3 separate regions of the Homo sapiens genome follow, and regions 1 and 2 are each linked to region 3. Evidence: chromatin loops called from intact Hi-C (ENCODE). Cell type or tissue: K562. All regions are shown on one strand. Links, peaks and the distances in the headings refer to the core of each region. The heading gives the core; the rest is flanking DNA.

Region 1 (5,705 bases), core at 3,206-5,705, 960 kb after region 3:
GGACCTTTTTGCTGTAAGGGATCCCTGTTTGAAACCAGGGGGTGGCCTATGATACTATGGTGTATATATTTTGGTTTTTGTCAAGTTCCTGGCTCACAGCTTCTATAACCCTTGCAATTTCCCAAGTGACTAGAGCCGTAAGAGTGTATTTTGTTGAGATATTTGGCCATTTGTCCTCGGTTCCTGAAACAGCTCCAGAGCATAAAAGTGAAAGACAGTCTTTTGTGGGTTTTTTTTTTTTTTTTTTTTTTTAATGAAATCTCACTGTCATCCAGGCTGGATGGAGTACAGTGGCACCATCTCTGCTCACTGCAACCTCAACCTCCGCCTCTCGGGTTCAAGCAGTTCTCGTGCCTCAGCCTACTTAGTAGCTGGGTTTGGAGGTGCCTGCCACCAAGCCCGACTAATTTTTGTATTTTTAGTAGAAATGAGGTTTCACCGTGTTGGCCAGGTGGGTCTCCAACCCCTGACCTCAGGTGATCCACTTGCCTTGGCTCCCAAAGTGCCGGGGTAACAGGAACGAGCCACTGCGCCCTGGGCTATGTTGTTATTTTTAACAGGCCTCTTTCAACCACATCTGAACTTATGTTAATGAGGTGATTTTTGGATAGTCCCTAGATGGCCACATGGTAGGGGGTGCTGGTTGCTAGGGAACAAACCTTCTGCCTTGGGGAGGGCATAGTAGCTAAAGGTTGAGCCAGTGGCCAGTGATTTAATTAATCGTGCCTTTGTAATGAAGTCTCCTTTGTAATGAAGTCTCTGTAAAAACCCAAAGGACTGAGTCCAGGGGGCCTTCAGGAAGGTAAACAATAATACATTCATGTCATGGGAGGGTGGGGCACCCCAGCTCCACAGGGATGGAAGCTCCTGTGCTTGGGACCCTTCAAGACCTCACCTATAAAGGAAAAGATATATAAGTATCTTTTCATCTGGCTGTTCATTTATATCCTTTAAAATATCCTATATAACTGGTAAATGTGTTAGTCCCTGAGTTCTGTGTGCCACCCTAGGAAATTACTTGAACCCCAGGGGGTTGTGGGAACCCCAGTTTATAACCAGTCTGTAAGAAGCAGAGGCAAAAGAACCTGGAGCTTTCAGTTAGCATTGAAAATGAGGGCGGGGCAGTTTTATGAAACTGAGCCCTGAACCTGTGTGATCCGATGCTCTCTCTCCAGGTAGATAGTATCAGAATTGAATTAGAGAACATCTAGCTGGAGTCTGCTGCAGAATCGTTTGCTTGATGTGTGGGAAATTCTCCCTAGGCCTTATGAGAGTATAGAGGGAGAAACTGAGTTTATTTTTTCTACTCCTTATCACAGTTTCATGGTTTAACTCTTACTGTTAAATAATAGGAATTTTTTTTTTTTTTTTTTTTTGGAGACAGAGTCTCACTTTGTTACCCTGGCTGGAGTGCAGTGGTGCGATCTCTGCTCTGCTCACTGCAACCTCTGCCACCCGGATTCAAGTGATTCTCCTGCCTTAGCACCCCGAGTAGCTGGGATTACAGGCGCCTGCCACCGTGCCTGGCTAATTTTTGTAGTTTTAGTAGAGACGGGGTTTCACCATCTTGGCCAGGCTGGTCTTGAACTCCTGACCTTGTGATCCTCCCAAAGTGCTGGGATTACAGGCATGAGCCACCCAGCCCGGCCAATAATGGGAATTTCTTTCTTTCTTTCTTTTTTTTTTTTTTGAGGCGGAGTCTCGCTCAGTAGCCCAGGCTGGAGTGCAGTGGCAAGATCTCCACTCACTGCAACCTCCGCCTCCCGGGTTCACGCCTTTCTCCTGCCTTAGCCTCCCGAGTAGCTGGGACTATAGGTGCCCACCACCACGCCCGGCTAATTTTTTGTATTTTTAGTAGAGACGGGGTTTCACCGTGTTAGCCAGGATGGTCTCGATTTCCTGACCTTGTGGTCCGCCTGCCTCGGCCTCCCAAAGTGCTGGGATTACAGGCGTGAGCCACTGCGCCTGGCCAATAATAGGAATGTCTATCCAGCTGTCTGAGGCTCTTATTTGTAGGGTACAAGATGGTCATTAGTGAGGTATTTTTCTTTCTTTTTTTTTTTTTGAGCTTTGTTGCCTAGGCTGTAGTTCACTGGTGCAATCACAGCTCACTGTGCCCTCAGCCACCTGGGCTTGAGATCCTTCCACTCACCCCCCACTTCCCTGGTAGTTGGGTAGGTGTGCACCATCATACCAAGCTAGGAAAATTTTGTACAGACAGACAGGGGTCTCACCGTGTTGCCCAGGCTGTTGAATTCCTGGGCTCAAGTGGTCCTCCCGCCTTGGCCTCCCAAAGTGCAGGGATTACTGGTGTCAGCCACTGCGCCAGGCCTGTTTTTTTCTTTAGATGGTCATTGGTAGCTCATGAATATTTGGCTGTAGTGCCAAGTGAATACAGGTGTTTTGGATGTGGTTTGTGTCTGTATAGTTACATCATTTCTTTCTCTGGATTGGGCTCTTTGGATGTTACACATTATAAGAGTATAGACATCGAATCATTTGGAGATCTGTTTTGGTCACATAGTCTGTTTGTTACCTTTATATTGTAGCCCTCAGAATGCTGAAAGCAAAGCAAAGTTGCATGTCTAGGCAACCTAGGCCCTGGAAATGAAGGCAGGTGTTCCTGGCCTCTGGTGTGTCTTCATAATGTTAGGGGTGGTAGAGAATGGAGCTAGAAAGAATCTACTCTTTACTATGTCTTACTCTTCAGGGTTCATTCCAGCCCTTGAAGTCGGTAACTAAGTCCTAAAATGTTGGGATTGTGCAAGGAAGGCAGGGGCCTGGATTGGTACATGATACCTCACTGGGACCTCCTCCCAAACGCAGTGGTTACATACAGCCAGAACTCAGCAGCACCGGCATTTATGAGAGGTGTAAGAATGTGAGGATAAAGGATTGTTTGATCTGATTCTTCAGAGGAATTACTTGTCGTTTGGAGATTTTTTTTTTTTTTTTAAACATTCATGGTTTTGATTCTTTAGGAAGAGTCCTGGAAGTAGTAATGTGTGTAACTAAGTCATGAATTTAAACTTTATACCCTGTGCTTTAAGGCTGCTGTGTGTCACCTCTAGTGAGCCTGACTTGTACCACATTTTGGTCTGGTTTGTTGTGCTAGACTAGAATTAACAAAGATGATTTTTATGAGAGTGCTTAGGCTTTTGTGCTGTATGGACAGTTTGGGGTCTTTGGATACATTCCAGTGGCTATCAAGAGTATTGTGTCCTACTGAGAATTTGATTTTTGAGTTGAATGGATACGAATTAAATAGTACCTGGTTTGTTTGGCTTAATACATAATATTGAATTTTATTGTCTCACGTGAATAAAACTGAACACTTCATGATTACATGATGGGGAAACATGTAGGGGCTTTGTCTCTATTGAAATATTTTTCTTACAGTTGTTTTTGTATTTTATTTTAGGCAAAAGTCAACAACTCTAGCTTAATTGGAGTAGGCTATACTCAGACTCTGAGGCCTGGTAAGTATTCTTGATAAAGTAGGATTGTTTTGATAGTATTAAAAAATTTAGTTTTCATTCTTCAGCTTACTTTTCAGACCTTTCAAGCACACAGAAGAGTTGAAAGAAGAGTACAATAAATACGTGTTTACCTTTTACCACAATTTTTTATTTCTTTTTCTTTGCTTTTTTTTTTTTTGCTGGGCCATTTGGTCATGACACTTCTCTTCAGAATAAGGCCCGTCTCTTCTTTTCTGCATAACTATAATACTATCACACCTAAGAAAGTTAGTGATTCCTTATTATTTAATACCCACTTCCTGTCAGTTTCCTCGCTTGTATCTGAAATGTTTTGTAGTAATTTTTATTTTGTTGATCAAAGTTCACTCATTGCTTTGGTTCTGCCTATAGTCTTGTTGACTTTATATAATATTTTGAAGCGTGCTGTGTCTAGAACAGCGCTTCTCCAACTTCAGAGTGCACATGACTCATCTTGGAATCTGCTTAAAGTACTGGAGACTTCCCCCTTCAGATAGGGATTTTCCTCCCCAAAGTTTATTTTGGTGATTTTGAAACCTAAAGAAAAGTTGGAAGAATGGTACAATGAACATCATATGTCCTTACCTTGCATTGACCAATTATTAACAATTTATTAACAATTATTAACATTTACTACATTTATTTTATGTCTGAAACTTCACATACTTTTAAAAAAATGTATGTTTTGCAGACATACAGACATGGCAGCCCCTAGCATGTGTATCCTAAGAGTAAGACATTTTTCTTTATAAGCACAATACCATTGTCGCATCTAAGAAAACTAACATTAATGTAATACCAAATACATATTCAGATTTACCCCCGTTCCCAAATGTGTCTTTATTGTAGGTTTTCCTTTCTAGGATCGAATTATGATTATGTCTTTAGTCTCTTTTCATCGGGATAGTATACTCAACATTATAGTATATTCTAGAACACTTTGAAGTTGTTATTAAAACATTTCTCTGTGACTTGGTGCCTTAGCTAGAATGGTAACCCAGTTCTTCTGGTGTCTCAGATACTTCCAAGCGCCCTCTGGTGGCCAGCACTAGTAGGTCAGCTGACAGGCTGAGGAAGTGACAGGCAGGCTCTGGGGATGACTGTGAAAGAAGGCCCAGACTGAGTGACGTGCCAGGTACATCACGGTTTTTTGTTTTTGTGTTTTTTTGTCTTAATAGGTGTGAAGCTTACACTCTCTGCTCTGGTAGATGGGAAGAGCATTAATGCTGGAGGCCACAAGGTTGGGCTCGCCCTGGAGTTGGAGGCTTAATCCAGCTGAAAGAAACCTTTGGGAATGGATATCAGAAGATTTGGCCTTAATATATTTCCATTGTGACCAGCAGCAGGCTTTTTTCCCCCAAGAAGATGATCAAAACAAAGGATGATCTCAACAAGAGCTGTATTTTAAGTATTTAGACAGTTCTTTGTTAGCTGGTTTCTAGTTGGTTATCTAGTTACCAATGCTGCAGTCCTGCAGTCACCTATACATTATTTAAATGTATTTAACTGTTAAATGCGCTACCCACCAATAATGAAATAGACCTTTATGAAAACTGTGCAATTGTGTGCATGTTTGTTTTTATGTTCCTTTAGAAAACATTGACTGTTACCATTGAATGAGATGGATCAGTGGATATTAAGATGAGGTTACAAATTTTGTTAAGTTCAGCCATTATTACTTTTGGTATCCCAGAACATGACAAATTATGAATAAAACAAGTATACATAATTAATGGCTCCAAGTATTTGCGGAGTTCCACGTTTGCCAGCTAGGATCAAATCCCCGTGGTAGCTAGCCAATACTTGATTTTTCCAGTGAGTATTTTGCTCTGTACCTAAATCTGTGCCACAGAATCTTCTGTGTCCCTAGATTCCACGAGCTTTTTAAGACTACAATAAGAGGATACATGCTTTTACACTTTTACATGCACAGTTTGTAAGTCTGTGCAGAATTGCCCTGCATCATTGAAAGGAAAAAGAGAAGGTGCTGAAAAGTTACACAAACACACCATACCCCTGTGAGCTACTGCTAGGAACATAAAGTAGGCCCTGGTTTGGTGAGATGGTGTTAAGCATACAGAAGAGGAGTAAGGTGTAGACAGTGAGGGTAACCTGAGGGACTGTGAGAGGTCATTACTCATTTCCTTCTAGGCAGACACACTGAAAGGTGGGTATAGGTAGGAGACCAGAGACAACCCCTTTAGGCTG
Region 2 (10,999 bases), core at 4,221-6,720, 470 kb after region 3:
GTGTTAGTCAGGATGGTCTCGATCTCCTGACCTCGTGATTTGCCCGCCTTGGCCTCCCAAAGTGCTGGGATTACAGGCACGAGCCACCACGCCCGACCGTCATTTTAACCATTTTAAGAGCACAATTTAGTGGCACTAATTACATTCACAATGTTTTGCAATCATCCCCACTATTTCTATTTCCAAGACTTTTCCAGCACCCCAAACAGAAACTCTGCACCTGTTAACTACCCATCTCTCCTCACTCCCAACCCCTGGTAACCTATTATTTACTTTCTGTTGCTATAAATTTGCCTATTATAAATATTATAAGTGGAATAATACAATATTTGTCTAGCTTATTTCACTTAGTATAATGTTTTCAAGATTCACCCATGATGTAGCATGTATCAGAATGTCATTCCTTTTTTGTGGCTGAATACTATTCCACTGTATGTGTGCAGTACATTTTGTTTATCAGTTGATGGACACTGGGTTGTTTCCACTGTTTGGCTATTGTGAACAGTGCTACAATGACCATTAGCATACAAATATCTGCTTGAGTCTCTGTTTTCAATTCTTTTGATTATATGTCTAGGAGTAGAGTTGAAGAGTCGTCTTGTAATTTTATGTTTAACTTTTTGAGGAACCACCAAATGGTTTTCCACGGTGACTGCACCATTTTACATTCCCAGCAATGTACAAGGTTTCCAGTTTCTCCACATCCTCATTAACGAACACTTGTAATTTTCTGTGTTTTAAAAATTATTATAGCCATCATAGTGGATACGAAGTGGTAATTCATTGTGGTTATGATTTGCATTTCCCTAATGACTAATGGTGTTGAGCATCATTTCATGTGTTATTCACCATTTATATAACTTCTTCAGATGTACTTTCAAATCCTTTGCTCATTTTTAAATTGGGGTTTTTTTGTCTTTTAATTGTTGAATTGTATTTTTGTATGTTCTAGATGCAATTCCTTCATATGATCTGCAGATGTTTTCTCCAATTCTGTAAGTTGTCTTTTCAGTTTTTTGATGGTATCATCTGTAGCACAAAAGTTTCTAACTTAGCTATAGATTTTTTTTTCTTTTGTTATTTGTGCTTTTGTTATATCTAAGAAACCATTGCCTAGCCCAAAGTCACAAATATTCTGCATTTTCTTCTACGTGTTTTATAGTTTTAGCTCTTAAATTTAGATCTATAAGTAATTTTGAGTTAGTTTTTGTGTATGGTGTGAGTTAGAGGTCCACATTCCTTTCATATGTGAATATCCAATTTTTCATCATTATTTGTTGAAAAGGCTATTTCTTGGCACCCTGGTTGAAAAAAAACAATTGATCATAAATCTATGGGTTTCTGAAATTTTAATTATGTGGCAATTGATTGTTAAAAATCTAAAACTAAAAAACTACAGAAACAAAAACTGGAGAAAATTTTGGTCGTCCATTAGGCAAAAAAAAATTTAGATATGATACCAAAACACAATCCTAAAAAGGACAAATTGATATTTTGGACTTCATAAAAATTGAAAATCTCTGCTATTCAAAAGAAACTATTAAGAATATGAAAAGGTAAGCCACAGAATAGGAGAATATTTTTGCAAAGCTCATATTTGATAAAAGACTTCTATCAATAATGTATAACACCCAGCACTTTGGGAGGCCAAGGTGGGTAGGTCACTTGAGGTCAGGAGTTCAAGACCAGCCTGGCCAACATGGTGAGACCCTGTCTCTTCTAAAAATACAAAAAATTAGCCGGCATAGTGGCACGCCGGTAATCCCAGCTACTCAGGAGGCTTAGGCAGGAGAATTGCTTGAACCTGGGAGGTGGAGTTTGCAGTGAGCTGAGATCGCACCACTACACTACAGCCTGGGCAACAGAGAGAGACTCTGTCTCAAAAATATGTATATACATATATATACACATACATGTATATAGTTTTATATATAACATATATTTTGTTTTATATATAAGTATATTTTTATATATATAACATATATTTTGTTTTATATATAAGTATATTTTATATAGATAACATATGTATTGTTATATACATATTTTTAAAAAACTCTCAAAACCAAAGTTTAAAAAAATCCAATTTTATAAATAGGCAAAGATTTGAACACATATTTCACCAAATAAGTACATGAAAAGACACTTGACCTCATGAAGTGCAAATTAAACCCACAGAGAGGTACCTCTTCACACCTATTAGAATCAATAGAATTAAAAATACTGGGCTGGGTGCAGTGGCTCATGCTTGTAATCCCAGCACTTTGGGAGGCTGAGGTGGCAGATCACTTGAGGCCAGGAGTTCGAGAATAGCCTGGCCATCATGGTGAAACCCCGTTGCTACTAAAAATACAAAAATTAGTCGAGCATGGTGGCAGGCGCCTGTAATCCCAGCTACTTGGGAGGCTGAGGCAGGAGAATCTCTTGAACCCGGGAGGCAGAGGTTGCAGTGAGCCGAGATCATGCCATTGCAATCCAGCCTGGGCAACAAGAGCGAAGCTCCGTCTCAAAAAAAAAAAAAAAAAAAAAGAGACTGGCCGTACGAAGTATTGGTGAGGATGTGAAGGAATTAGAATTCCCATTCACTGCGGGTGAGGATATATAATGGCACAGCCATTTCAAAAGCAGTTTGGAAGTTTCTTAAATGCTTAATATTAATATAGCTATCACGTAACAGAAACATTCCACTCAGATATTTACCCAAGAAAAATGAAATATATGTCTGCAAAAGACTTGTGCATGAGCGTTCATAGCAGCTTCATTTGGAATAGCCCTAGATTGGAAACAACCCAAATGTCCACCAACAGGGGAATGAGTAAGCAAATTGTGGTATATACATTCAATGGAATATTACCCATCAATAAAAAGGAATGGATTATTGAGACAGTCAACATCTTAGGTGAATCTTAAAATAATTACACTCAGTGGAAAAAGCCAGACAAAGAGGAAACACACAGCTAGACCAAAAAAAATACTATAGGATTGCATTTATTTAAAACTTTAGAAAATGCATACTAAACCATAATGACAGAAAGAACAGTGATTACTTGGAAATAATGGAATGATGGAGTGGGGAGAGATGGTCCATTTGGAGACAATTTTTTGTATATGAGATAGACATGATACAGATTGTGAGACCTGAGTTTAAGTATTTGCTGTTGTTGTCATTTTGCATAGGACTATCCAAATGGTGCTGGTACAATTGTTTTCCTATGCAAAACAACAACAGTAACAACAAATACTCAAATTCAGGTCTCACAATTGTATCATGAGATATGGGAAGAATGAATTTCAGAGGGGTACAAGGAAAATTTTTGGAGTGATAGATGACTTTGAAGTGATTGTGGTGATGGTTTTATGAGTGTATTCATAAGCCAAAACTTACCAAATCATACACTTAATATATGTGCATTTTATTGTATGTCAATCACATGTTAATGAAGCCATTTTTAAAATTACGTATGTGTTGATCATGTAAAATGGTGCAGCCACTTTGGCAAACAGTTGAGCGGTTCCTCAGAAAGCTAAATGTGGAGTTGCCATCTAACCCAGAAATTCCACCTTTCCATATCGGCTCAGAAGAAATAAAAACATATGTGCATACTCAGAAATAAACTCGTGCATGAATCTCCATAATAGCCTTTTTTTTTTTTGAGACGGAGTCTCACTCTGTCACCCAGGCTAGAGTGAAATGGTGCAATCTCGGCTCACTGCAACCTCCGTCTCCTGGGTTCAAGCAATTCTCCTGCCTCAGTCTCCTGAGTAGCTGGGATTACAGGCATGTGCCACCACACCAGGCTACTTTTGCATTTTTAGTAGAGATGGGGTTTCTCCATGTTGGTCAGGCTGGTCTCGAACTTCTGACCTCAGATGATCCACCCGCTTCAGCCTCCCAAAGTGCTGGGATTACAGGCATGAGCCACCATGTCCGGCCTGAATATTTGCTCATTTTAAACATAGGACAAATGTGGTGGCCAGGCATGGTGGCTCACACCTGTAATCACAGCACTGTGGGAGGCCGAGACAGGTGAATTGCTTGAGCCCAGGAGTTCAAGACCAGCCCAGGCAACATGGTGAAACACTGTCTCTACAAAAAATACAAAAATTAGCCAGATGTGGTGGCATGCGCCTGTAGTCCCAGCTACTCAGGAGGCTGAAGTGGGAGGATCACCTGAGCCCAGGAGGTTGAGGCTGCAGTGAGCTGTGATTGCACCAGTACCCTCCAGACTGGGCAACAGATCAAGACTCTGTCTCAAAAAAAAAAAAAAAAAAATACACACACACACACACACACACACACACACACACACACACACACACAGTGATTTTTTTGATGCCATGCTTTTTTTTTTTTTTTTTTTTTTGAGACGGAGTTTCGCTCTTGTTGCCCAGGCTAGAGATCTCAGCTAACTGCAACCTCTGCCTTCCGGGTTCAAGCAATTGTCCTGCCTCAGCCTCCCTAGTAGCTGGGATTACACGCACCTGCCACCATGCCCAGCTAATTTTTTGTATGTTTAGTAGAGACGGGGTTCACCATGTTGGCCAAGCTGGTCTCGATCTCCTGACCTCGGGCAATCGATCCGCCTCAGCCTCCCAAAGTTCTGGGATTACAGGTGTGAGCCACCATGCCCAGCTGATGCCATGCTTTCTTAAAATATCATGTGTAAAAGCTTTTAAATAGTCTATTTACAGTTGCTAAGTAATATTTAAGTTCTCTAAAGTCAACTTGAATGTACAAATTACTTTCAAGTCTTGGACAGTTTTTGCCTGTGAGGACTTCCCCATAATCACTAAGAACCTCAGCCCTACTCTGCCCTTGACCTCAGAGTTTCCTTGCCCTCTTGTCGGATTGCTGCCTTGAGAAAGTTCAGACAGAAGCAAGCTTTCTAATCAAGTGCCACCTAATGGTGTGTCAAAATTTGGCTGCCTCAAGTCTTAAATGCACAAATGAATTTTACTGAGTTTGAGGCCAGAATCAAGGACTTATGGTTAGAGGCTGAATGCATGATGGCTGTGTGAATTTGGGGCCTGATGGTGTCTGGCAGTTCATTTTTTCCAAAAGGATGGAGCTGTCTTCTATTTCCTCTTAAATGGAAAAAATTGGCCAGGCAAGTTGGCTCATGCCAGTAATCCCAACACTTTGGCTGGAGGATTGCTTGAGCCCAGGAATTCAAGACTAGCCTGGGCAACATAGGGAGACCCCATCTCTACAAAAAATACAAAAATTAGCCAGGCGTGGTGGCATGTGCCTGTATTAGTCCTAGCTCCTTGGGAGGCTGAGGTGGGAGGGTCTCTTGAGCTTGGAAGGAAGAGGTTGCAGTGAGCCGTGATAAGGAAGAGGTTGCAGTGAGCCGTGATTGCACCACTGCACTCCAGATGGGTGACAGAGGGAAATCCTGTCTCAAAAATAAAATAAAAACATAAAGGGAAAAAAATTATCCTAAAATATTCTATATGGAAAACAAAGAGATAAAAGCTCTGACAGGCATAATGGTCCCACAAAGATCCATGTCCCAATCCCTGCAACCTGTAAGTACATTATGTAACATGCAAAAGGGCCATTGCAGATGTAATTAAGGTGACAGTTCTTAAAATACAGAGATTATTCTGGGTGATCCAGTGAGCCCAGTCTAATCATGTGAGCCTTTAAAAGCAGAGAACTTTCTCCTGCAGGAGGCAGGAGAGATAAGGCAGAAGTCAGAGAGATTCAACGCTTGAGAAGGAGTTAGTGAGCCTTTGCTGGCTTTGAAGGTGAAGGGGCAACGTGACCAGGCGCACAGGAAACCTCAAGAGGCTCAAGGCCAACAGAAAGGAAACGGGACCTCAGCCCTAGCACCACAAGGAGCTGAATTTGACCAACAGCCTGAATAAGCTTGTTAGCAGTTTCCTTCCCAGAGCCTCCAGGAAGTAACAAAGCCCTGCTGCCACCTTGATTTCAGCATTTAGAGACCCTAAGGACAGTACCTTGCCAAGCCCACCCACCAGACTTCTGACTACAGAACTGTGAGAGGCCAGGCGCGGTGGCTCACGTCTGTAACCCCCACATTTTGGGAGGACAAAGCGGGGGAGTAACTTGAGGTCAGGAGTTTGAAACCAGCCTGGGCAACCTGTCTCTATTTATAAAAATCGTTTGTGCGTGTAGAACTGTGAGATAATAAATGGGTGCTGTTTTAAGCTACTAAGTTTGTGGCAATCTGTTACACAGCAATAGAAAACTAATATATGAGCTGCTTGCAAGTAGAGACCCCATGTACTTAAAAGGTTCTCAGATAAGTAAGAGGAATGATTCTTAAATTTTAAAGTTGGGGCTGGGCACGGTGGCTCACATCTGTAATTCCAGCACTTTGGAAGGCTGAGGGAGACAGATCACTTGAGCCCAGAGGTTCAAGACCAGCCTGGCCAACATGGCTAAACCCCGTCTCTGCAAAAAATACAAAAATTAGCCAGGCGTGGTGGTGTACACCTGTAACCTCAGCTACTCTGGGGGCTGAGGCAGGAGGATTGGTTGAACCCCAGAGGCAGAGGTCGCAGTGAGCCAAGATTGCACCACTGCACTCCAGCCTGGGCGACAGAGTGAGAACTGGTCTTGAAAAAAAAAAAATTGGAAGACACATTTAGGGATATAAATAAAAACATGATGGGAGGTATTATATTAGATCACAGAATCAGGACTTTGGGGCTCACATGTTGGCCCTGATGTTGCACTCTGCCGTGGACATGGAACTGGCCTGACAGATTCAGCTATAGTTATAGAAATTCAGAAAGACACAAAGGCTGAAGACAAGTGGGAGATATGGAGCTCTTATTTGTGTCGGCTATCTGCAGGTTCTGTGAGACGGGAACAGTAATGGTGCTGTGTTTTGCCCTCAGCTTGCTGTCACTGGAGTTTTCTACCTACCTTGTACAAAGCCAATCCGTTATCCCCTGCCTCGCAGCATCAGTCCAGTCCTGCACTCGCCAGGAGTATCAAACAGCTGGAAGATGAGGGCACACTTTTCCTCCCTGGGAAAAAAGTCAGTCCTTTCAAGAAGTGAACATACAAGGCCGCTGGTCCCCTTTGAGGGGACAGGACCAAAACAAGAAAGTCATGTCTTGTCATCTGGTGTCTTGTTGTGTAAACCTCCATTCTATCCCATTTCCATAAATTCTTTCAAAGGTTTGAGATGTAGGACAACTGGGGCCTTTTCTCAGTTCGAGTCTTCTAGTTTGAACATTATAATTTAATGTGATTGTTAAGGAGTAAGAATGAAACAATTCCAATGCTACATAAAATAGAGAAATAACGGAAAGTTTCCAGTTTACTTCACAAGCTAACATAACCCTTCCACCAAAACCAGATACATGCACACGTGCGCAAACACACACACACACACACACACACACACCTCAAGCCAGACAGCTTAGTCTCACTTAGGCTATTTATATGGAATTTATAAACACACATCCTAAATGGAATACTAGCAAATTTAATTCATTAGTACAATATACTAAAATAATATTTCATACCCAAGCAGAACCTGTTCCAGAAATGCAAGGATGATCAATATTTTAGAAATGATCAATAGTATATATAGACCGTGTCTGTTTTGTACACTAGTATGGTCCTTGTGTCTGGCACAGTGCCTGGCACACAGTAGCATATAAGTATTTGTTGAGTGACTGAATATTACTATTAATAAGCAGTTCGAAAATAAAATAAGAAGAAAAAGATCTGATGCAAGTACAAATTATAGCAAATATACACGTGTTTGTGTGTTATGTATGTATACACACATCATACATATTCCATACATATACATCTATGTATACATGTATATATGTGTATATGTGTATATATGTATGCATATATACATAAATACATATACATGTGTATATGCATACATATGTGTATATACACATGTGTGCATGCATACGTGTATGTATGTGTATATATGCATATGCACATACATGTGTGCATATGTGTGTATATACATATGTACATGCACATATACATGCATGCACACGCATGTATATGTGTGTATATGCACACACACATATTTCACCCAAGAATAAACTTTTAAAAATGTATATAAGATCTGAATGAAGAATAGAGCAAAAGTTTGCCAAGGTACATAACAGAAGATAAATAAATGCGCAACATGTCACATACCTGTGTGAGAAAAGGCAATAATAAAAGATGTCAGTTCTTTTCAAACTAATTAATAAATGAAATGCAGTGTCCATTAAAATCTCAAAGAGATTTTGGGAGAGACGAGTCAGTAAATTGTTGCAGAAGAAAAGAAATATGAGGGGATTTTGCATAATTATTAAAATCTGTCATAAAACCACAGTAATTAAAACAGATTTGGCATAGAATAGACAGATCAGTAAAATAAAATTTAAAACCTGGAAACAGACTCACATATACACCAGTATTTTGCATATGATAAAGTTAGCATTTAAAATCAGAGAAGGGAAATATTATGCAAGCAAATCATGCTGGAATATTGGTTTCTGTTGGGGAAAATTAAGCTGGAGTCCCCACTGCATGCCAATCATCAAGGTAAAGTTCCAAATAGATCAGTTATTTTTTTAAATACTATAAACAGAATAATGAGAAAATATAGAAAGTGTTTCTATAATCTTGAGTGGTAAAGATTTTTCAAAGCATAATACCTAAAGAAAAATATAAGAGATGCATAGATTTGCCTACATAAAAATTTAAAACTTAAATTTGATTTTTTAAAAAATAACAAGGCAAACCACAAACAGGGACAAGATGTTGGCAGCGTAAAAGATTGACAAAATATTAATAGCCTTAATTTTATTTTATTTTTTATTTTTTTGAGTCGGAGTTTTGTTCCTGTCGCCCAGGCTGGAGTGCAGTGGCACCATCTCGGCTCACTGCAACTTCTGCCTCCAAGGTTCAAGCGATTCTCCTGCCTCGGCCTCCCGAGTAGCCGGGATTACAGGCATGCACCACCACGCCTGGCTAATTTTTGTATTTTTAGTAGAGACTGGGTTTCCCCATGTTGGCCAGGCTGGTTTTGAACTCCTGACCTCCGGTGATCCACCTATCTTGGCCTCCCAAAATTGTGGGATTATAGGTGTGAGCCACCACGCCTGGCCTAATATCCTTAATTTAGAAAACACCCTTGCAAAGCAGAAGGAAAAAGGCATACATTCCATTTGGAAAATGGAAAAAAGGCAATTCACAAAAGAAGAATATGAATAAAAAAGAAATGTTTCTTTTTTTTTTTTTTTTTTCTGAGACAGGGTCTCACTCTGTTGCCCAGACTAGAGTACAGTGGCTCCATCTTGGCTCGCTGCAACCTCTGCCTCCCAGGCTCAAGCAATTCTCCTGCCTCAGCCGCCCAAGTAGATTACACCGTGTGCCACCACACCCGGCTAATTTTTGTATTTTTGGTAGAGACGGGGTTTCACCATGTTTGCCAGGCTGGTCTTGAACTCCTGACCTAAATGTTCCACCCACCTCAGCCTCCCAAAGTTCTGGGATTATAGGCATGAGCCACCACACCCTGCTGAAAGGTTTACTTTCAATAATAAACACAGAAATGCAGATAAAGTAGAAAAAAAATAAATACCTTTTAATATCTCCTGGGTTACCAACAATTTACTTTTTTGTGTGTCTTTTTTTTTTTTTTTCCTTTTTGTGGAGAATTGGGGTCTCACCATGTTGCCCAGGTAGGTCTCAAATTCCTGGACTCAAACTAGCCTCCTGCCTCTGCCTCCCTAAGTGCTGGGATTACAGGCGAGAGCCACTGTGCCTGGTCAGATTATCAACAATTTAAATAATGATAACATAAGCACTGTAAACAAAGACTTCATATATGTAGAAGACAGTCAAGGCTTTAAAAATATGACCTGGAAATACTGTGTGTAGAATTGTTTCTTTTTTCTTTTTTTCAATAACTGGTTTTTGCTTTATTCTGTAGTTCACATAGGACAATCCCAAATTCCACACTTGGTTTCTCTCTTCCGTCTTTGTTATTCTTTCAATGTCTATGTCAACAGAGACTGTTTCTCCCAATAGCATATGCAGCCTCATCCAGGACACACAGGCCCTCAAAGATCCTAGCCCTCTAGCACTGCCACCTGGGCCTCCCAGGTGACCGCACCCATGCCTGTGCTGGGGCTCTGCCCTGGTCCTGTCACCCTGAGGTGTCCTTAGGGCGGGAATGCCAAACAGGCTCCATGTGATGTACCAACTCTGAGTAAATACAAGAGGCTGCCTGGGGCTGAGGGTTGAGAGACAGTCTGTGTCCGGCTTCCATTACAAAGAATGCTGTGATCCATGAGCAATGCCTGCCATGACAATACCCGTTAGAGGTACCTGGAAGGGTGTGGGGTTTGGAGGGAATGGGCTCAGAAAGGGACAAGGTGTGTAGCCCATCCTTGCCTTAGGTAGTTGTTCTGCTACCCAGGCTGTGCCGTCCCACCGGCCAGGTGGCTGAGGAGGAAGTCAAGCCCGCAAAGTTGCAAGTGGCTTCCCCGGGGCCTGCAGGGAACAGCATAAGCTCCAAGCTGGATGGAGTTTCGAAGGGTGCACACGCTAGGCCTCGTGGGGGTCTGCACACTGCAGGCCACGCTGGCATTAGCTCCAATCCTCTGGGGTCCGTCTCATCCAAGCAAAGACAGCTGGTTGGCCTCAGAGCGTTATTATAGATGCCACTAGCAGGTAAAATATTTTTACATGGCCCGGACGCAGAAACGGGCTGTACCTCTGGATAAACTTTTAGAAACTTTCCATCCAAACCAAAAGGATATATCTTCTAGGTGTTACCAAGAAACCTAAACTGAGTAAAAGGACAGGCTTACTTTAATGAAGTTCCAGAATGGGGTGCATGGCTTTGAAAAGCACTTTGTAGCAGAAGATGTAGGGGTGTGTGTAAAGCAAAGTTTCTAGAATACACCAGAGGAAACAGACGCAACCCGACTTGGCCTTTGCTTCCCCTGGATGCTGCTCTGTCCCGGCAGTGGGTGGTTACTGGGTCCAGCTGAC
Region 3 (10,909 bases), core at 3,568-6,067:
ATTTTGGTTCAATCTATAAGCAGTCTATAATCGTTATTTATATTATAGTGACTATGTAAGTATTGAGTGCTGTAATATAGCACATTACATTCATTTGCTTAAACAAATATTTGGTCCCCCTTTCCCACCACATTATTTATAGCCTTGTTTATTCATTTGCTTGGTTTCCTATTGGCTAATTTGCTAATCTCCCCCCTCAGTGTTTCAGCAGATCTCTCCAGCACCTCCCATTAATTTTTCTTTGTTTATCATAGGTTCGAAACTCAATAATTTTTTTTCCTGGAAGTTTCTCTCCTTCAGCCCTCTATTCTACTTTACCAAGGAGTTGTCTTACTCTTTTCAGCTCTGATCCTGGGACTTCCCTTTGTTGCTCTTTTGGGGGACAATTTGCTTTTTGATTGTTTTTAGTCTTATTAGTTTATGCCCTTGTTTTGCTCAAGCACATTCTCCAGAGCTTCCTGAGAAAAGAATATGTGAGAAATAAAATTTTTCCATACATGTAGGTCTAAAATGTCTTTATTCTACCTTTACATAGGTTGGTATTTCAATTAAGTCTGGAAATGCAGATTGAAAATAATTATTCCTCAGAAACTTGAAGGCCTTGCTCCATTAGCAACCAGTGTTTCCTATGTGAAGTTTGATGCCACACTGATTGCTGATTCTTTATATGTGACCTATTTTTTTCTCTTTGGACATTCTTAGAATCTCCTCTTTCCTCCTGGTATTCTGGCATTTCTCAATGTGATTTTTCTTATTATGGCTTTTTTTTTTCATTGTTCTGAGCATGTAATGGGCCCTTATAGTCCAGAGACTTAAATGTTCTTCCTGCCATTCATGCAGGTTTTTGAAATTTCTTCTCTACTATTTTCTTTAGAGCTATGAGTTATTTTTATTAGCCAGTTTTCTATTAATAGACACTGGATTTTTCAAGTTTTCCACCACAAAAAACACTCATGGGCCGGGTGTGGTGGCTCACACCTGTAATCCCAGTGCTTTGGGAGGCCGAGGTGTGTGGATCACCTGAGGTCAGGAGTTCAAGACCAGCCTGGCCAACATGGCGAAACCCTGTGTCTACTAAAAGTACAAAAATTAGCTGGGTATGGTGGCAGGTGCCTGTAAATCCCAGCCACGTGGGAGGCTCAGGCAGGAGAATCGCTTGAACCTGGGAGGCAGAGGTTGCTGTGATCACGCCATTGCACTCCAGCCTGGATGACAAGAGTGAGACTTCATCTCAAAAAAAAAAAAAAAAACAAAAAAACTCCTCACATATATTATCTTTTTTGCATGTACTTTTATATAATTGTGCCAGTTCTTCTGTAAGATATACATGGCTTTTATCTTATTACTTTCTCTGAGAGGTAGAGGGTGGGGCAGGGAAGGCAAGGAGAGGAAGAAGCTTTGAGATTCTCCTACCTGAACTTCAGATTCTGGTGTGATACCTCAATATTGAGTTAGAATGGCTTTATCAAGCATGTTTATTTCTAGTTTTTCATATTATTTTTGTCTTAGTCATGAAGCACAACAAACCAACATAGAACCCATTTCATACTGATGAATAAACAGGTAGCTTCATTCATGTATTCATTTATTCATTCAGTCATGTTGTGATACTCTTTGGGAATACAAAGGTGATACTGTACTTGCTGTCATGGGATTTACAATTCTAGGGATAAGTAGGAGTGTAATTGATAAAACATGTATTTGTGCTTTTCAATAGTAATATTGACTAACTCAAGAAAACTTTTGGAGACAGGCTTTCTTTGAATGGACTGTGATGCTTGCTTGTTTATGTTTTCATGAATACATTTACTAGCTTTTGATTTTTTATATTAGGAGAGAACAGAGTGTCTTGTTGTGGCAGAAATACCTAATATGTAATCCTCTGAATTCTTCAATTGTTGCAAAACATAAACATTTACTAAAGAGTTCAGCAGAGTAGATTAAATGTTATTTAAAACATATGTTATATTGACCTCATGGCTAAATGGCCTGGTTTAGGAATCCATGAATTATCCCACAGGTAATAGCAAAGTTTTCTCCCTGCCTCGTCTCCCACCCCAAATATTTGATTTCCACATATACTGCACAGGGGAATTGAATTTGATGTCGAAAGCCATAAGAAAAAGAGAAACTTTGCTTTTTACTGCTTTTACTAGGAAATAGAAAACATTTTTAGTGACAGGCTATGCTTCATCATGAAAATACGGTTGGGTGTTTTAGGCCTTCACAAATTTGATTTCATTGTACTTAGTGATGGATGTTAGTAAGCTGTGTGAGATGGAGAGAAATTAAAGAATAAACAGGAACCTCTCAAACTTGCTAGTGATGTTCTACAGTTTGTAGCATGAATTTTCTTACTTTTAGTTTTTCCTTATGAAATACTTTATGTAGAACAAACTAGCAGTACTAAAACAAACACCCATGTACCCAATCTGTCAACACTTAGATTTGTTGAAGATTTGGGTGGGCAGAGTCTTCCACCCAAATGGTAAAAGGGGAATACATTACAAGTACATCTGGGGTTCTCTGTATACCTGTCTTCAGCCCATTTTCTGTCTTATTTCAAAGTTCACTGGTGTTCCAGTTTTGTTTTTAGCTGTAATGCTTTTCTTAGTGCTTAAAATATATGTGTATATATTCATAAGCAATATGAAGTATTGATTTGCGTGTTCTAAAACATATTTTACAGTGCCTCTCCTTCGGCTCGCTTTTTCGTGTAACATTGAATTTTTAGATTTTTCCCTGTTAATGCACGTAATTTATATGTAATTTATTTTCACCTGTATAGACTTGTATGAATACATCACAATTTATTCTTTGGTTGAGGAATTACAGGTTTTTCAGTATTAGAAACACTACTGTGTTTAAGGTTCTTGTACTGATCTGTTTATGCATATGTGAAAGATTCTTGAGGACTGTATTTTAAATATGTGGATGTTTAAATTTCAATTAATTAAAATTAACTCAGTTCCTCAGTTACACTAGCAACATTTAAAGTGTTTAATAGCCACATGTAACTAGTGAGTAATGTATTGGATATTGTGGATATGGAATCATTCCATTATCATAAAAAGTTTTATAGGCTAGTGCTCCTTGGGGTTTATACCTGTGTGTGGAATTGTTGTGTCACTGGGCTTGCACATGTTGCACTTCAGTAGATGTTGCTGAGTTGTTCTTTCCAGTGGTATCTGAGCATTCCCTTTCTCAATTGTCTTGCTAAGAATTGGTATAAACAGAAATTCTAATTTCTGTTTTGTAGGTGTGAACTGTATCTCATTGTGGTTTTAATTGAATTTTGAAAATATATAGTGAGGCTGAGCCTTTTTTCTTATACATGTGTTTACCTTTTACAGTTCTCATCTTGTGATTGCCTCTTAATGTCCTTTACTCATTTTTTCTTTTGAGATATTTTAAATTACTGATTTGCATGAGTTTTTTTTGTATTTTATGGATACAAATTCTTTGATTATATTTGCCATATATCTGTGCCTAGTATGTGACTTGTCTTTCATTTTGTGGTGTCTTTTGCCTCACACAAGTTTTAAAATGAAATGTAATCACATTATCAATTTTTAAAAATGCTTTATCTTCTTATGCCTTATTTAAGAAATTACTTCCTACTCTAAGGTCAGAGTTTCCCATATGTGCTTTGCAGAGGTAGATCTTTCATCTGGTAGTATGTAATTTTTGTGTATGGTGTGAGGTAGAGTTGGAGACTTGAGTTTTTTTGCATATGGATAACCAATTATCTTTGTATAATTTTCTGAAAACTTCATTGCCTTAATAGTTTTTTGTTTGCATGGGGGTCAATTTCTGGGTTCTAATTCTGTTCCATTGGTCTATTTGTCCCTATACCAATGTTTCAGTTGAATTTTCCTTTTTGTCAAAGTACCTATTTTTTTCTTTATTTTTTGTAGAGACAGGGTCTTGCTTTGTTGGGTAGACTGGTCTTGAACATCAAATGATTCTCCTGCCTTGGCTTTCCAAAGTGCTGGGATTACAGTTGTGAGCAACCACACCTGGCCAAATTTTCTTAAAATGAAAATAACAGTGATAATTTAGGTCCAAGCCCTCTTCCCAAAATTGATTTAGCTGATGATAAGCTATAATATTGGAATTTATAATATAAAATACTACAATTTTTTTTTTTTTTTGAGACGGAGTCTTGCTCTGTCACCAGGCTGGAGTGCAGTGGTACAATCTCAGCTCACTGCAACCTCTGCTTCCTGGGTTCAAGCGATTCCCCTGCTTCAGCCTCCTGAGTAGCTAGGACTACAGGTGCGCACCACCACGCCCAGCTAATTGTTTTTATTTTAGTAGAGACGGGGTTTCACCATGTTGGCCAAGATGGTCTCAATCTCCTGACCTCGTGATCCACCTGCCTTGGCCTCCAAAAGTGCTGGCTGAGATTACAGGCGTGAGCCACCGTGCCTGGCCTAGAAAATGATATTATAACCAGCAGATGTGAACAATAACATTTTTTTCTGTGATGATATTTGAGAAAAGCGCAACTTAATTACAAAAGAGTGAAAAACAATCACTTTATCAAAGTCAGAACTTCTATACACTTTCAAGTGGTGAATTGAGCCTCACTTAAAATCTAATTTTCACTTTTAATGCCATTTGTTTTCTTTTGAGATATAACTGATTCATTTACCACCAATTTTTATAAATTGGATTTGTAGTTTGGCCATTGTATGAAAATATTTTTTTAAAAAAGTATATGGGTCATATGGGTAGTAATCAGGCAAATTGGTTTTAGATTTGCAGTACCTGTTCAATTATCTGAGATTTAGGGGATCTAGGGCATGTGAGTAGAGGTTCTATTAGGTTTATAAAGTGCTTGTGATGATAATATAGGTTAAGGACCAAGTACCTGGGAAAGATCAAGGGCATACTAAATAGTTGTTCCTAAAGTAATGGGACAATTGCAGAGAGAGGGATGAGAGAAGGAGACTTAAGGATGATGTGTTGATGTGTATGTATATATAAATGAGACATAAATGACTTTTGGAAGGATTACTAAAGAAAAACAGCAATAGAAGAAGACTAGCCTATGTCCAGCAGCAAAAGGAAGTAGAAGACAGTGAGTCAGATAGTGACCAGTACAGGACGCTAGGTGGTGCCATTAGTCTTAGACTGCTTATTTGAAGTCTCTGGAGGCTCAGTAACCTCAGAATAGAAAGATCGAAAGGCGGCCGGGCACAGTGGCTCACGCCTGTAATCTCAGCACCTTGGGAGGCCGAGGTGGGTGGATCACGAGGTCAGCAATTCAAGACCAGCCCGGCCAACATGATGAAACCCCGTCTCTACTAAAAATACAAAAATTAGCCTGGCGTGGTGGCGGGCACCTGTAATCCCAGCTACTCAGGAGGCTGAGGCAGAGAATTGCTTGAACCGGGGAAGGAGAGGTTGCTGTGATCGGAGATCGCGCCACTGCACTCCAGCCTGGGTGACAGAGCAGGACTCTGCTTCAAAAAAAAGAAAAAAAGAAGAAAAAAAAAGGCACTGCTTGTATAGTAAATGAGCGAATTGTCTTATTGAGTATAACCCATAGTATATTATAGTTCTTGATATTTTCTTCTCCAGTGATCATTTTGAAAAATTTTCTGGAATTTGCATTGTAAAGAAGTTTGTCCACCAAATAAACTGTGTTTTAAAAGTAATAGTTCATTTCTTTCTAATTTTAAAGGTTGTATATAAAAAGGTATTTTCATTTAAAATTCATATTAAAAAAGATAATTGAAATTTTCATATTGAAATTATATAATCAGAAGGAACTTGGTGTTTTAATAAGCTTTAGTGGCCTTTTCCTAGGTCAATGTACAATTCCACTGAATTTTTTTGAAATACATATCCATGGGTTCCACATTGGTGGATTAAACCGTGGAAAGAAAATATTAGGGAAAAAGAAATTGCCTGTGTACAGAGCATGTACACATTTTTCCTTGTCAATATTCCCTAAACAATATGACAAAAGTTTACATACATTTCCATTGTATTAGATATTGTTAGTAATCTAGAGATGATTTAAAGTTTGGGGAGGATGTATGCAGGTTATATGCAAATACAGTTGACCCTCAAACAGCACAGGTTTGAACTGCATGCACCTACTTATATTAGTTTTTTTCCAGTAAATACAGTTGGCCCTCTATATGGGTTGGTTTGGCATCTACAAGCAAAAATGGATGGAAAATACAGTATTCAAGGAATGTGAAAGTTGTGTATATGGAGAGAAGGGCCAACTTTTTGGATCTATGGGTTCAACAGGGCCAACTGTGGTACTTTAGTATGTGTGCATTTTGGTATCCAAGTTGGGTCCTGGATCCCTCAAAGATACTGAGGAATGACTGTATTGAAGATGATTCCTTGATTCCTGTTACATTTTTTTTTAAGATTCCAGATTGGGAATAATTAAGTGCATTATTTGATTTCTGGAGATGAGTTACACCATTAAATTTTTGTTGATATGTGTATCGTGCAGGTGACAGAAACCCTAACTCATACTGGCTTAAGTAAATGGAAATTATTGGATCACATATCTAAAAAGATGTTGGTATGGCTGATTTTAGGTGAAGCTTGATGCAGAGGTTCAAATAATTTTATTTGGACCCTCTTCACCTCATCTTCTAGAGGTAGGGTACTGCCATCAGCTATTGGCTTATATCCTTATTTGTGTGTGTGTGTGTGTGTGTGTGTGTGTGTGTGTGTGTCTGTCTGTCTGTTTTAGTGGCTCTAAAAACAGGTGTAGGATTATGTCATATTAGGCCTCTTTGGCTTGTTTGGGTTCCATATCTACTCTGCAACTGGAGATAGAGTTAACACTGCTGGAAATTTATGGATTAAGAGTGTTGAAGGGATGATTCCCCAAAGAAAATTTGGATCTTATTAGGGAAATAAAGAATGGTTGTAAAATTGCACTTATTTCTTTAAGGAAGTCATCTTAAAGCTGTTTTTCTTTGCCAGGTATGGTGGCTCACACCTGTAATCCCAGCACTTTGGGAGGCTGTGGTGGGAGGTTCACTTGAAGCCAGGAGTTTGAGACCGCTCTGGGCAGCATAATGAGATCCCATTTCTACAAAATATTTAAAAGTTAGCCAGAGATAGTGGCATGAACCTGTAGTTCTAGCTACCCAGGAGACTGAGGCAGGAGGATTGCTTGAGCCCAGGAGTTCGAGGCTGCAGCTCGATTGCGCCACTGCACTCCAGCCTAAGCAACAGAGCAAGTCACCATATCTTTAAGAAACAGCAACACCCCCCAACACATGAAAAACTTTTTTTTTTTTTTGGCTAAGCTGTTCTTACACTATTGATTTTATTTCACTAGAATTTGTTTTTACTTTAATCTCATTTGTGCTACTTATTAGTTGTGTGACTTCTCAGAGTCCATTTCCTCACTGGCAAAATTGTTGATACAACTATTGATATAGTTATGGTGATGATAAAATAAGATAATGTGTGTGAAATACCTAGCCTAGTGCCTGGCATATATTAGATATTACAGAAATGTTAGTCCACTTGTAAGCATGGTTATTACCCAGACATGTTTGGATTTTATCAGTCTTTGCTATATGTTTTAAATTAGCCTATAATCTGTAAGTATCACAGATGTTGTAGAATGATCAATTTTCAGATTATCAGTTTGATTTATTGATTACCGCTTTCAGTGCTGAAAATGACAGTTGGTAGATATTGTCCAATTCATGACTTGCCAGTATTTTTATCCTAGTACTTAATGTGCAGATTTAGCTTCTGTAAGATTTTTACAATTAATCTATGTGGGGAAATATAAATTATCTTTAAGGAGTAGCAGTAAGTGTAGTGAAATTATGATAAATGGTTTTATTGTTTGGGGAAATAATATCAACTGCTTCATGTGTTTGAAGAATAAAAGGAAGTTGGCAGCAAGGGAGAAAGATGAATGATTAAGTATGGCTTAAACTTGTTTTTTAATTAAAGTGCTTCATTGTTGTACACAATATTCAAATTATATTTAAATGTAACATTAATTTTTCTATTAACATTCATCTTTATTAGAAAATATTGCTTGTATTTATCATAATTTTTTTCCCCACCAACTATAACACTCTTATAATCTATTTGGGTTAATGCGTGTGTAGTCTCAAGAAAAGAGCCTCCTTAATTGTTTTTAAACTGTTTGAACACTAGAGATTTAGTAACCTACATTTCCAATAACTAACAATACATATGAAACTCTTGATAGTGATGGAATAGAACTAATCATTTCCTTATAATATAGTGATACATCATTATTTGACTTATGGCATATTTAACTCTGGTTAGCTACAAGCAGCTTTATACTGGTGTCTTTTATTCAGATTTGAGAAGTATCAGTGTAACATATAAAGAACTTATTTTTACTAATTTTCACCATATTTTATAGACACAAACCACATGAGACCAAAAATAGTGTATACTGACCTGGCTGGTCATTTTATGGTTGGTTATTGTGTTTATTATTCTGTACTATGTTTGTTGTATTTGTGCTTTAGTTGCTATTTATTTTTAAGAATATTGTGTTATATAGGTGTAAAAGTGATAAGAATGTGCCAGGTATGGTGGCTCACTGTAATCCCAGCACTTTGGGAGGCCAAGGCAGGCAGATCACTTGAGCTCAGGAGTTCAAGTATATCTTTTGTAATCCCAGCACTTTGGGAGGCTAAGGCAGGTGGATCACTTGAGCTCAGGAGTTCAAGACCAGCCTGGCCAACATGGGGAAACCCTGTGTCTACTAAAAATACAAAAAATTAGCTGGGCGTGGTGGCACGTGCCAGTAGTCCCAGCTACTCGGGAGGCTGAGGCAGGAGAATCGCTTGAACCCAGGAGGTGGAAATTGCAGTGAGCCAAGGTCATGCCACTCCACTCCAGCCTGGGCAACACAGCCAGACTTCATTTCAAAAAAATAAATAAATAAATAAAAGTGATAAGAATGTGACATGTTAATAGGGAGAGATATTAGTCCGATGGTAATTAAAAGCAGAGAAAGTTTTAAATAAACTAAATGGTGAAGAATTGGTTTGTTCAACAATAGGAGTTATTTTGAAGAATAAAGCAAGTGATTAAACATGTGAAAAGTAATGTGCCTATGCCCCAAAGTGCTATTGCTTAGTGGGTTATATCTATTGATAATTACAATATTAGAAATTAAAATGGAAACGGTTGAAAATATTCAATACATTTAAAGATAACTGTAATAAACCCAGTATTTGCTAGCATAAACACATTTTTCTGGAAAATAATGATATTTTCTAAACCAGAAAAAAATAGTTAAAAGAATGGTATTGCTTTTTGCAAATCTCTTTAATGTCTGACTTAGTAGAAGACAGCTGGATTTTCATCTGCTTCTGCCTGCCATCTGTTGTAATATATTGAACTGATCCAGAACTCCTGGTCTCAAGCCATTGTTCCACCTCGGCCTCCCAAAGAGCTAGGATTACAGGTGTGAGCCACTGCACCCAGCAAAGCAAATAGTTTTAACCTTGTTGGTTCCCTGAAAAGATTTTGTGGGACCCTTGTAGTCCTTAGACTATGCTTTGAGAACTGCTGGCCTTAGCAATTGAACGTAAGTACAGTAGGAGACATTGGTAGAAATGCTTTTGAATTTACAGTAGAGTCTGGGCATCAATATTAGATGTCTATTGATCTTTTATTAAAAGACTAAGAGTTTGAGAATTTAAAGGCTAAAACATTATAGGTCCTGCTGATCAGACTTTTCATAGCCAGATAGTTCTGTAGGCTTAAGGCCCTTTAAATCCAGATAATGTCCAAGTAAGTGGCAAGGCAGCAATTTGGATTCCATAGCTGCTAAAAAGTTTTTTACGGCATTTGTACATAGATCATTAAGAAGAGAGGAATTATTTCTCACAACCAATTTTTAGTGTAGACAAAACTGGAATATTTTGGAGAAAAATGTCTTAATAGAATGCATATAGCGGTAATGTAGTCTTCTATTTGGCAGGAATATATATAGGGATGGTCACTTTAGATTAAAGAACAAATAAAACTTAACCTACTTATAAACAGAGGCTTCTGTATTGAGAATTTTTCTTAGTATAACATATATTCACCTTAGTATCAAGTTGTGGGGGTTTTTGATACCCCCAAATTGACAGTTATTCAGCTGAAACTTGGAGATAGGACAGACCTTGATTAATATTTGGCAATAATTGTCAGTTCTAATGTTGGAATTTTTGCTCTAACCTTGTTGATTAAGCATTTAACTTATTTACATTTTTATGCTTAGGGATTAAAAGTATGTCTACTTTACATTTATATTCAGGTATATATATATTTTTGTTGTTGTTGTTGTTTTTTCTTATTATTATTATACTTTAAGTTTTAGGGTACATGTGCACAATGTGCGGGTTAGTTACACATGTATACATGTGCCATGCTGGTGTGCTGCACCCATTAACTCATCATTTAGCATTAGTATATCTCCTAATGACTATCCCTCCCCCCTCCCCCCACCCCACAACAGTCCCCAGAGTGTGATGTTCCCCTTCCTGTGTCCATGTGTTCTCATTGTTCAATTCCCATCTATGAGTGAGAACATGCGGTGTTTGGTTTTTTGTCCTTGTGATAGTTTACTGAGAATGATGATTTCCAATTTCATCCATGTCCCTATAAAGGACATGAACTCATCATTTTTTATGGCTGCATAGTATATATTCAGGTATATTTTAAGGCAGTTTTTAAGTATATCTTTTTTCTTTAATAGTACTTACAAAAATGTAATTATTTGATATGACAAAGCTGCTTCATATTTTCATATTAGCTTGAACTTTCCATTGATATGTCAAGCAAATAAATACTTAGTTTTTTTCTGAGTAGAAACCAACTGTACTGCAAACCCCATTGATAGTAAATTAATTGCAGGGATTTAACA

Evidence for each region. Peaks named below come from ENCODE experiments on the same cell type or tissue, not always from the same donor. Only the 100,000 strongest peaks of a DNase experiment are listed, where the experiment ranks them.
Region 1: a loop joins it to region 3, with 5 times the contacts of the local background. A loop is called at or near these places in 50 of 110 quality-filtered maps.
Region 2: a loop joins it to region 3, with 5 times the contacts of the local background. A loop is called at or near these places in 9 of 110 quality-filtered maps.

What each region holds. Positions count from the first base shown.
Region 1 is chr10:75,226,223-75,231,927 of GRCh38, forward strand. It overlaps VDAC2 (voltage dependent anion channel 2), which reads left to right. Exons shown (of 10, transcript NM_001391963.1): 9 at 3,422-3,479; 10 at 4,676-5,226. The coding sequence ends at 4,767. Among named protein-coding and RNA genes, the nearest start is that of COMTD1, 6.9 kb to the right of the region's middle. RefSeq lists an enhancer at 5-758. In K562, for the core only: a CTCF peak has its summit at 4,537 (motif pointing left); a DNase peak (open chromatin) is centred at 4,529.
Region 2 is chr10:74,733,401-74,744,399 of GRCh38, forward strand. It overlaps the pseudogene FAM32CP. Among named protein-coding and RNA genes, the nearest start is that of KAT6B, 88 kb to the right of the region's middle. RefSeq lists an enhancer at 5,921-6,010. In K562, for the core only: CTCF peaks have their summits at 4,889 (motif pointing left) and 5,672; a DNase peak (open chromatin) is centred at 5,701.
Region 3 is chr10:74,261,081-74,271,989 of GRCh38, forward strand. The region is part of intron 3 of ADK (adenosine kinase); the gene reads left to right. Among named protein-coding and RNA genes, the nearest start is that of ADK, 120 kb to the left of the region's middle. In K562, for the core only: a CTCF peak has its summit at 5,109 (motif pointing right); a DNase peak (open chromatin) is centred at 5,121.